Regions from separate parts of the Homo sapiens genome. Here region 2 is linked to region 1. The links are chromatin loops, found by intact Hi-C in ENCODE. Cell type or tissue: mammary epithelial cell. All regions are shown on one strand. Each heading gives the region's core, and the rest is flanking DNA. Links, peaks and the distances in the headings are about the cores only. Region 1 overlaps TENM2 (teneurin transmembrane protein 2). Region 2 overlaps TENM2 (teneurin transmembrane protein 2).

Region 1 (5,384 bases), core at 178-5,177:
TCTGCCCTCCTGCTGGCCAAATTTGAAGGTGGAGGGGTCAGAGATTGATGATTTTGCAGCCAAATGCAGCCGCATGTTCATTGAATATCCCCCTCCAAGAACTGCCATTTCAAAGGACTTGGAAAAGTTGGGCCCACAGTGCCCTAGGAGGTACTAATCATTTTCCTCAGAGTCATAGTTGCTATAGCTGCCATTGCTATTATCAGAATGATTAATTATATCAAATAGTAATAATCATAATAATATGTGTTAATAGCTTGCTATGTACCATGAATTGTGCTAGGCTCCTTAAAAATATATTTCCATTTGACTCTCCTAACAATCATGTATGAGAAGTAAGATTACTATATCCATTTTACAAGTGAACGACTCAGAAAGAAAAATATGTCACTTTCCAGTGTCCACACATCTGGTCAGTGGCCAAGCAGGGATTCAAGCCAACCACTAGCCTGAACATCTGCAACAGACTCTGTCCTCCTTGGATCTAACCAGACACTGTTATTCTTGAAAATCCTCACCCCCAATTCCCTCTGGCCAATTCAAGGTCAAATTTGAACAGGGTGTCCTGGTGCCAGTTATCATCAACCAGAGATTCTCAAGTCTCTGCCAACACCATCTCCTCTTTTAGAAACTTTAAATTGCTATTGAGATGTAACTTGCCCTAAAAGGTGGTTCAAGAGAAGAAGGCAAAGAGTTTGTGGTTAATTTGTCATCTGAGGGTCTGAGGGAGTTGAAAATTTTAAAGACCAACCATTGGCATGCCATTCCCAGGAATGAGTGATTTATTAGCAGCTAGGCAGGCCCTGACTTTTATTTTTTTCTTTCATATATTTTATCATCATTTCTAATCACCAGGAAAAATTGGTGAAGACTATGGCGCAAGACAAGCCTGGTTTAATTTGTCTCTGCTTTCCCACCCCATCTATTTGTCGATGCTTGGCAAAAGTAGACCCAACCTAAACACGTCCTCCAGCTGTTTATTTAGGCAGAATGCAACAACAATAGTCGATTATTAACAATTTCTTCCTTAGAGCCCCTGAAAGTCTTCCTTTATATGTTGTTTAAAACGTGGGCATTGATTGTTTCCCCATGCCGTGTGAGCAACTCTAATGGAGTCAACACAAAAGTTGATATGCCAAGGTTTTTCACTTCCCACATCTGACTTTATGGGAATTGGTATCGTTACTCAACAAAGAAGCACTGCTTCATTTTTCTCAAGTTTCACTGCCAACCGGTAGGCATTTAGGAAGGACAGACTATGTGACTGGCATCCCTCTCAAAATCAACTGGCAACAACTGTCCCACAGAAAATCTAAAAGCGCAGAAGCACAGACCATTCTTTAGCAGGACAGACAGCAGTGCTCATTCAAGCCCTTGATTTTTAAACATACAGGAAACATCTTGTCTATAAATTCACTTATCATTTCCAGGCACCTTACTTATACCTCCCCTGGTTTTTAGTAAAGAGCCAATAAGACAGTTCCTTCTTCCTAGGACTAAAAGCCACGCAGTACCTAAAAATAAATTCCAGGTTCTGGACTGAAGGTAAATCAGGTGCAGTGTCAGGTCAGCACCAATATTTTAATGACAGTTGCCTTTTGTCTACTAATAGCATACTGATTAGGTTGATACTGTGTAAGAATTTACCTTATATAGTTTCTTATGTTTAAATTGCATTATTATGTAATTTCATATTTATGTAATAGAAGAGCTCTTAGTAATATGCACATTAATTAAACCCAATAAATGTATGGAACTTACAGTGGACATGAGGGTTCCTTCATCAAGCTGAGTTATTCATCTCCGTTTCATAGTAAGTTGAAGACATCAGTTGCTTTACAGAAGGGCTTTTCATGTATTTTGGCTTTTTGGAAAGCAAGAGGGCATGTTGTCAGCATTGTTTGCATTTTTGAAACAGAAAACCTTCCCACCCAGCAAGTGTGTTGGATGACTGTAGTGAAAAGTGATAAATGCAAAAAGGTGCTTGTGATCATTTGTTGTAGCAGAGGTGCTTCATACTAGAGGTACGTTACTGATACTGAATACCAAGGCACCCGAGTGAAACTAGGAGTCAAAAACATACTATTAGGCGTCAGTAACATAAATACATACAGCCAGCTAAATTACGAGAACAGGGATCGCTAGGGTTGATGGCAAATCAGATAAGCCACCCCACCCCTCACAGCATTCAGCTCTATCCAGTTGTTTTGAGGGGATACAGACTCCATATTTTGGGTTTGGTTTTGCTTTCAAGAGAAGTCAGAAATCTGGAACACTATGCAAAATCTCAACTTTGAATTTTTGATAATATTCAGCTTGAGGGCTGTCAGTCTGTGACATCTGCCCTAGATAGATGAAATTTGGATTTAATTTTCCTACTCAAATCTGGGGTCCCTGAGAGCTGCAGTTATGTCTTATCCATCCTTTCATCCCTGAAAGAACCCATCACTGTTCTCTACACTTGGTTTTCGGGGACTTGCCAACCATCAGGCAGCATGCTTAGCACTTTACATTCATCCTTCCTCTCTAACTTTCACAGCAACCTTAGCGGGTAGTTACTGCTGTTTTCACCAGTTGGCAGATGAGTAAGCTGAGAATGAAAGAAATGAGGTAGCACGCCCAGGTTCACACAACTAGAAAGTGGCAGACTCAATTCTTGAACCCAGTTCTGTAGATTTTATCTCCTAACCTCTAGCTAAATGCCCCTCCTAGATGTTCCCACATTCCTCTGTATATATCCCAGGGGTCACATTTACCACTCTGTATTGTAATTGTCTTTTCCTTCTGTCTCCTGCACCTCGTTGGGAAATATGACTGCAGGATAGATAGACAAATGAGCAAATATAATCAATGCCGTGGTGAAAATGAGCAACAGTTAGGAGGAGAATGTCTTCCAATACCGAGAACGCTGGATAATTTTTGTTTTTGTTGCTGTCAATAATTTGATCTATCTGCAATGAAATATCATCTTGCTTTATAGGAGGGCTGGGTGAGCGGAGAATTAAGTATTCTTCCATCTTCCCTTACTCTTCCTTCTCCATTTCCCCCAGGAAGCTCTAGGCTTTCTCATTAGGATAAATGAAAAGAGAACTTGACCTCTCTTCTAGTTAACTGGAAAACTCCCAATTCATTTTATTTGGAACATAACACATGGCACCCAGGTCGGTGCTTCTCTTCCCCCTGGGGACCAGCCCTGGATATTGTCAGCACACAAGCAACCGCAGGAATTCTGCCCACGCATAACACAGATGGACCTCACAAGGGCCACACAAGCTGGAGTAGATAAGGAGAACTTAGCTCAGAGTGAATACACAGGAAGGAGGAGGGTCTGGTATCTCATTTAGGGAATTAAATCCTTTATATGGCCTCTTTGTACTTTAGAAGAGTGTGTGGTCTGGAGAGGGGAGGGTGGGGGGCCAGGACAGAGGGAGATGGAAAGTTAGGACTTAGGGCTGGGGAGGGCAGGTTCTCACTTGTGCACTGACCCGCCCCATCTTCCTGAGGCAAGTCTCGTAATTACCTAACTAATGGGGAATAATGACACCACTTGGATGGGAGTTGAGAGAGGGGGAAAGAAAGGCATGAGAATTCATTAACCATGTGTGAGGGGCTTGGATAGCATCCCTGAAGGATCATTATTACATCATTTCACCCCCCTTTCCCACCTCTTTCCACTAATATGAGACAGACAAATGCTAAATAACTATGTAATAATACATTACTAGACAGACAACAATGCCAGAAAATATAATAGCCTGCTACAGCTATGAAACTCTCCCAAAGATATATTTAAAATGTCACTGATGCATAATGTAAAATAGGAATTACAGGTTCATTTGGAGGACATGATTTAAAATCTATACAACTGTACAGTGGTATTTCCCACTGGGTTTTTGTTGTCACTGTCCTTTTCTAAACATCACAAAGAAAACAAAAATCACCCAAATAATTTCAGCCTAGAGATGCGAACTTCAAGGAACCTGTTTCCTCCACATTTTTCCTTCTTGTTTTTGTTGGTCAGGATGCTCTCCAAACCTAGTATCTTCTTGACATGTTGTCTTTTCTTCAGAATGTTTCTGCAGCCTGCACAGGAACCCCAGAATGTAGATTACACCTTTTGGAGATGTAGCCCGGCCACATAAGGAGACAAGTAGTTGAAATTTGTGTCAAATTGCTTGTTTAAATGACTTGAGCCAACTTCTTAAAGCCAGGACAGCAGGGGCTGAGGATTTTTAAAGTTGGCAGGGGCCAAAAATGACAAGGCTCAGCAGTCACCTGGTGAGCTGCCAGCCCTGACTGGAAGCTTCAAAAAATAAAACTTTCTCAAAGGACACAAATTAAAAGTCATGTTTCAGCATCCATTAAAACGAAATTATAGGCTTCATCGCATAGCAAACTACTTTCATTTTCATTATGCTTAAAATATTTCATTTTGTAGATTGAGAATCGGTTGCTAGGAAAACCTTGTGTGGAGTTGTCAGAGACAGCGATATCTACAAGGGGATATTTTCCAAGGGAGAGCTCTCCTTTGTTTTTCCTGCAAGGATAGAGGATTTTGTTATTTAAAAAAACGCAGGATGCAATTTGGAGTCGGGGTCATGGCTTGAAAACATCTGCCATGACCTTCTCCAGAGACCGAGTCCTCAGGGTTCATCTCTCAGAGGAAAGAAGTTAGCAACCTGCTGAGCTGAGTGGGCTCACAGGTGTGTTTTGTTCACTCTCATTTTAAAATAGATATATATGTGTATATTACACATATACACATATATACACACATACATACGCAAATATGTGTGTATACACACATACATACGCAAATATGTGTGTATACACACATACATATATATAAATCTCATTTTGAATTGTCAACATTTTTAAAAACTAGGAAATTTTATCTACAAGTCCAGATTTCCAGCTTTTCTAGAGAAATTAGAAATTACGGCTGCCTTGAGCTCTCTCCCTCATTCCCACGTGATCAAATTGACCTGGTGCTGAGTGAGGGCTGCCCCCTAGTCTCTTCACCTCAACTCAGTCCTTAGCTAGCCCACTCCACCTTCCTGCCTAGTCCCTATAGGTATTTAAAGGTACTATTCCCTGACTTAGAGTGTTCCATATTCTTAATATCTTCAAAAGATGAAATTTTTGAAAAGAATGTGTGCAGTATACCAGTTTACCTGGAAAGGGAATAGGGACTTGCTACGCCAGCGATCAGCCTTGAATGTCATGTTACTTTCATTGCAGTATTAATATGTTTCAAATAATTCCTCTGGTCAGCCCTTATCCACCTGGTTTTGCTAAATTAGTTTCTCATTATTCTTCATTTGATGCGTGTGGATAAATGCAAATCAAAGCCCATTATTTATTTGTAACTGACTCTGGGATGC
Region 2 (5,384 bases), core at 189-5,188, 190 kb before region 1:
TCTTTATCCAGTCTATCATCGATGGGCATTTGGGTTGGTTGCAAGTCTTTGCTATTGTGAATAGTGCTGCAATAAACATACGTGTGCATGTGTCTTTATAGCAGAATGATTTATAATCCTTTGGGTATATGCCCAGTAATGGGATTGCTGGGTCAAATAGTATTTCTGGTTCTAGATCCTTGAGAAATCACCACACTGTCTTCCACAATGGTTGAACTAATTTACACTCCCACCAACAGTGTAAAAGCGTTCCTGTTTCTCCACATCCTTTCCAGCATCTGGTGTTTCCTGACATTTTAATGATCACCATTCTAAGTGGCATGAGATGGTATCTCATTGTGGTTTTGATTTGCATTTCTCTAATCTCATATACCCTTTCTTTTGCTTCAGAAAGAGAACAAGGGGTTTCACATTAGAAGAATTCTTTGTTGGAACAATTTTAATATTCTGAAGTCTTTTTCTTAGAGCATTCAAGTATGCCTTGGTTACCCTGTGGCATGGACAAATGCCCTTCCACCTCAGCCACAGTTTGCCTTCATGCATCTGTCAATACATAAGTGCAAAGTGATGTAGAATCTACCAGAGTTTGCACTGTGGGGTTGTCTTTTATACTTTCCTTTTTAAAGTAATCCTGAAAATCTCTTAGGAAATTGATGGAGGGTGGGTTCATAAAACCTCACAGTGTCAGAGTTGGAAGGCAGTCTAAATTGCATGTGGTCCCTATAGTGTCATTATGATGACCAAGAAATCAGTTCCCAGGGAGGCTGAGATTTGTCCCAGTTTACCATGATGGTGACTGTGCTGCATATTTTCTGTTTGTCCTTCACATTCTTTCATTCCATCAATATCTTGCTCTCTGCCTTGGAAGCTGACCCTATAGACTGGATCTGTGGGTGCTCTATCCTCTAGCTGATTGGCTCAATGGGAAGAGATCGAAGATCAGAAGATAGAAGGTGGAAGAGAGAGAGGCAGGGGCACTTCCTACCAGCTTGGAAGAGAGAGAGGCAGGAGCACTTCCTACCAGCTTCCTCCTTGTCATTGTGCTATAGCAGGCTGTTTTTCTGTATCTGAGACAGACATTCCCAGGTAGCCCTCTCCATACAGTCTTCTCTTTCTGGATTCTTCTAATCACTTCCACTTTTTTTTAGCTCTAGATCATTGCATGTTAGCTTTTATAAGCACTTGCTGGTTGTTAGGACTCACATTCTGTACATGGAAACATTTATTAGGACTCTGGTTCTGTAAGTGAAAAAATTCGCTGATTTTCTCGAGCCATGCACACTGACATAACTTCTGATTTCCAGAAACCTTGACCACAACTGTTTAAATAGTCCCCTTATTAAACTCTCTCATATTGCCAGGTTTGGGTGTCATCTGCTTTCATGCTAGGACCTTGATTGATACAGAAACAGCTAAAGCTAAAACTATAGCCCAGCTAGTTCTCTGTCTCCTTAACCCTATTCTATTTGCTTTTCCACCATACTGCTTTTACTATGGATACCTTGATACTTTGAATAAATAATAATTGTTTCATAAACACACAATTTTGATAGTAGATAACAGTAGCATGCAGTGGTTAAAAACATAGACTCAACATCTTGGGTTCAAATCCCAGTTCTGACACATACTAGATTACTTAACTAGCAAGTTGCTTAGGGTTCAAATCCCAGTTCTGACACATACTAGATTACTTGGGTTCAAATCCCAGTTCTGACACTAGATTACTTAACTAGCAAGTTGCTTAACTTCTCTGTGTCTCAGTATCCTCTTTCATAACAATAAGGCTATTGTGGAGATTAAATCATATCAGTTCCTTCAAAGAACTTAGCACATATGAGGGTGTTAAATGTTCATAAGTGCTCAGCACATGGTAAGTGCTCCATAAATGTTAGCTTTTATGAGTGTTGGCTGTTTGTTAGGACTCACATTCTGTACATGGAAACATTTATCAGGACTCTGATTTTGTAAGTGGAAAAATTTTCAGATTTTCTCAAGCCTTGCACGCTGTCATAAAATTTCATGAGGATAAAGTCATCAGTTCCCAGGAACACTGAAGAGTTACAGGGGAAGTGGGGAGGTGCAGGTAAGTGGGGGTATATATGAGTCACCAGAGGGACGTGAGGAGAGATGGGAAAGGAATGTAGACAACATCATGATGGACAAGCCTGGATGTGCCAGGAAGCTCTAATCCACCTGGGAGGGCTGTGAATCAGCCCCCTTCCAGCAGGGTAGGTGTCCAGTTTCTGGCTGGTTGACCTGGGAGGAGGCCATGGAAGCTGTTGCCCCATCAATCTATTGTTGAGAGATACAGCCATGAGCCTGGATGTTCCTACAACAATAATTATGCAAGAGCTAGTTTACAAAGGTGCTGACAAACCCCACCTGGAGACAGTATTTCTTTAGCTCCGAAGTGTGAAATAAGGTGTGATTTTTTAAAAAAACATAGATTCTGTTTTTCAGATATTGATTCTTTCTTTTGCATATTTGATAAATATTCAGAAATGTGAAATTGATTATACTTGAGCATGGTCTTACTTGAGCTTACTAGAGCGGTGGCTGTACTTAAGCTCTACATCTCTGGGTAGTCACTGTAGGTATTTGGAGAGAGGAGCTAAATTTCTGAACTGACTTATTTAAGTGGAATGCTATGCCCAGCTCTTCACTGGTTAAAACTCCGCATGGTACATTTTATCCTCAATGGCTTTGCTCCTGGTCTTCCTAAGGGTGCAATAAATTGTGGCTTCTCTTACCTAGAACCAGTTTCTTCTCTTCTATCATTAAATAGGGCACTGTCACATGCCTTTGAAAGAAAGAGAAATTAAGTCATCCCATCTTTTGTTGTTCAGGATGGTGACACTTTCTGTTATTACTTTAGGTCAGGCAAGGAAAGAATTTAATACACTGTTGGAAGGCATTGGACATAGGAGGAAGTGCATGGTGCTCTGTGGCCTCTGTGAGTTAGACTTAGGCCCTAACATCCAATTGCAGGCAATCGAGGCTTCTCCCACTTGTTCCCTTTCTCCTTGTTTTCTCTTTTGCCTTTATTAGAATTTTTATTGTTGGCCTGATTCTGATCATTGGTAATTGTCCCTAGAGTGGACAGCCAGTTTGATTTAGGTGGACTTGTAAATAGGTAAGTGTCAACAACAGGTTCCACAAGCAGCTGCCTTGTTATTGTTGTTGTTGCTGTTGTTGTTTTGAGACAGAGTCTCACTCTGCCACCCAGGCTAGAGTGCAATGGCATGATCTCGGCTCACTGCAACCTCTGCCTCCCAAGTTCAAGTGATTCTCCTGCCTCAGCCTCCTGAGGAGCAGGGATTACAGGCGCGTGCCACGATGCCTGGCTAATTTTTGTATTTTTAGTAGAGACGGGTCACCATGTTAGTCAGGCTGGTCTCGAACTCCTGACCTCAGGTGATCCGCCCACCTTGGCCTCCCAAAGTGCTGGGATTACAGGGGTGAGCCACCGCACCTGGCCTTACTGTTCTGTTCATGTCCTGCTGCAATGTCCATGTCCTTGCCCAACAAGTGACCCACTAAATGTCTCTGTGGCGGAAATGTCCAGGTCTACGGGTGACTAAGATAGTGAGTGAATGCCTTCTCCTATCTAAACTTTCTGCTTTTCCTCTTCTGTCTTTTGTAAAAATGAATCCTACTCTGAGCAAGCTGTTTAAAAATAAAGATCATCCTCTGTCTCATCCACCATCTTCACTGTCAGTTTCCTCTCCCCTGCTTATTTTCTTACTTTTACTTTTGTTTTTTGTTTTGAGTTTCTAACATGCTATGTAATTATTGATTATGTGATTGTCTGTTTGCCTCTACCCATTAACATATAAGCTCAACCAGGGCAGGAAACGTGTTTGTGTTATTCACTGATCTACCCCATCAACCCAGAATGCCGTCTGATACATGGTAGGCAGAATAAACGAGGAAACAAGTGTCCCAAAGAGGCCACTCCAAGAAATTCTTCAACCTCTAAAAAAGACCCAATATTATATTTCTCCACATGGAGAAATATGGACTGCTATTAGAAAAAAAAAATCATCCTAAAATCATGTTCTATCAAAATACCAAATATTAAAAGGGAAAATATCAAAAGGGAAGTTTTGCTTTCTAACTGGTCATTGTTTTAGTTTTGAATTATTAAGTTGAAAGCATAAAAAGAAAACCATCAAGTAGCACTTACACAGACCCACAAATGGCTCTGCAGACCATGGATTGAGGACCACAGGCCTAATGAGAAGTCACAGAATTCATCCCCAGGCCCTCCAAGGGAACTGGAATTTCTCACTTCACTCCCCAAGCTTCTGAGCAGCTGTACAGAGCTCTTGTGGCCTTGCCATTCCTCCTTCCATAGACACATTCAGCAATTATCATGTATCTGCTGAGCCAGAGATAGAAGCACAGAGGTAGTGCCAGAAGGGCCACTTCCAGCAATATCGCTGATTGAAAAAGTTTCCTCAACTTTGAATCATCAATAAGCTTCAACCAACGAGCTAGGAGTGCCATTGGAACCAGCGCCTCAGCTAGAAAGAATTAAGTACATGCAGAAGCGCTGCCTGACTTGGGGCTAGGTTGAGAAACACATAGTTCTTGATTCTCAGATGGCTCTTTGGAAGAAAAATCAAAGTGAAGTGACTAATTTTTAGTCTCTTTCTCTCTCCTCTCTCTCTCTCTCATGCATACATGCATATAAACACACACGTGCACGTGCATGGATACGCAGCTCTAAGGTTTTCTACAAGTGAGCTAAGAATATCCCTGGCTCCTTAGGAGGACAAAAGATCCCCTCCTGCACATCCCCAAAGACCTTTGTTTCACTCTTAGGTGTGGGAGAACTTATTTATGTCTAATCTTCTGCTTTTCAACTGCGTAAAGCATCAAAGCTTCTTTATCAGGTAGACTAAACTACATTAAGGATCAAAAAGAACACATAATATTTGTGATGGCCAATCATATTCTAGAGAGATGCTTCCCTCCCTTCCTCTCGTTATTTTCGTCTATTTCTCTTGCCCATGTGAAAACCTGGGTGATTTAAGCAGGTGCTCCAGTCTGCAGTGCTCTGGTTGTCAGTTGGCAATGGTGAGGTTAGGCATGAAAAGCCAATTTTAGATATTCTCCTGGTATTGATCTCTGCTTATCAGAAAGGCTTTTGCTGTGCCAGTTCACTTCTGTGCTTAGGCAAAGTCTTTTACAGATTTACCACCACAACTTACTCAATCTATTATAAAGTAGCATCAGCATGCAGGGTGTTTTTCCCCTTTCTTTGACCCAGTTTTAAAAACATCCAGCTAAAAATGCTTCATTAAGTTTACATAGAGGTTGCAAGGCAATCAGGATTCCTCCTGCAGTTGTGGCTGGAAGAATTTCTACAAGTCCTCTAC

The links. Hi-C counts contacts between places; a loop is a spot of excess contacts. Peaks named below come from ENCODE experiments on the same cell type or tissue, not always from the same donor. Only the 100,000 strongest peaks of a DNase experiment are listed, where the experiment ranks them.
Region 2: it touches region 1 in a loop (2.1-fold over the local background); 1 of 110 quality-filtered maps calls a loop at or near these places.

What each region holds. Positions count from the first base shown.
Region 1 is chr5:167,947,055-167,952,438 of GRCh38, forward strand. The region is part of intron 5 of TENM2 (teneurin transmembrane protein 2); the gene reads left to right. It overlaps TENM2-AS3 (TENM2 antisense RNA 3), which reads right to left. Exons shown (of 3, transcript XR_941186.3): 2 at 1,762-1,864. Among named protein-coding and RNA genes, the nearest start is that of TENM2-AS3, 3.9 kb to the right of the region's middle. In mammary epithelial cell, for the core only: a CTCF peak has its summit at 3,196; a DNase peak (open chromatin) is centred at 3,257; H3K4me3 peaks cover 223 bases; H3K27ac peaks cover 2,627 bases.
Region 2 is chr5:167,757,473-167,762,856 of GRCh38, forward strand. The region is part of intron 4 of TENM2 (teneurin transmembrane protein 2); the gene reads left to right. Among named protein-coding and RNA genes, the nearest start is that of TENM2-AS4, 100 kb to the left of the region's middle. In mammary epithelial cell, for the core only: no CTCF peak of the experiment used is centred there; a DNase peak (open chromatin) is centred at 2,159; H3K27ac peaks cover 3,481 bases.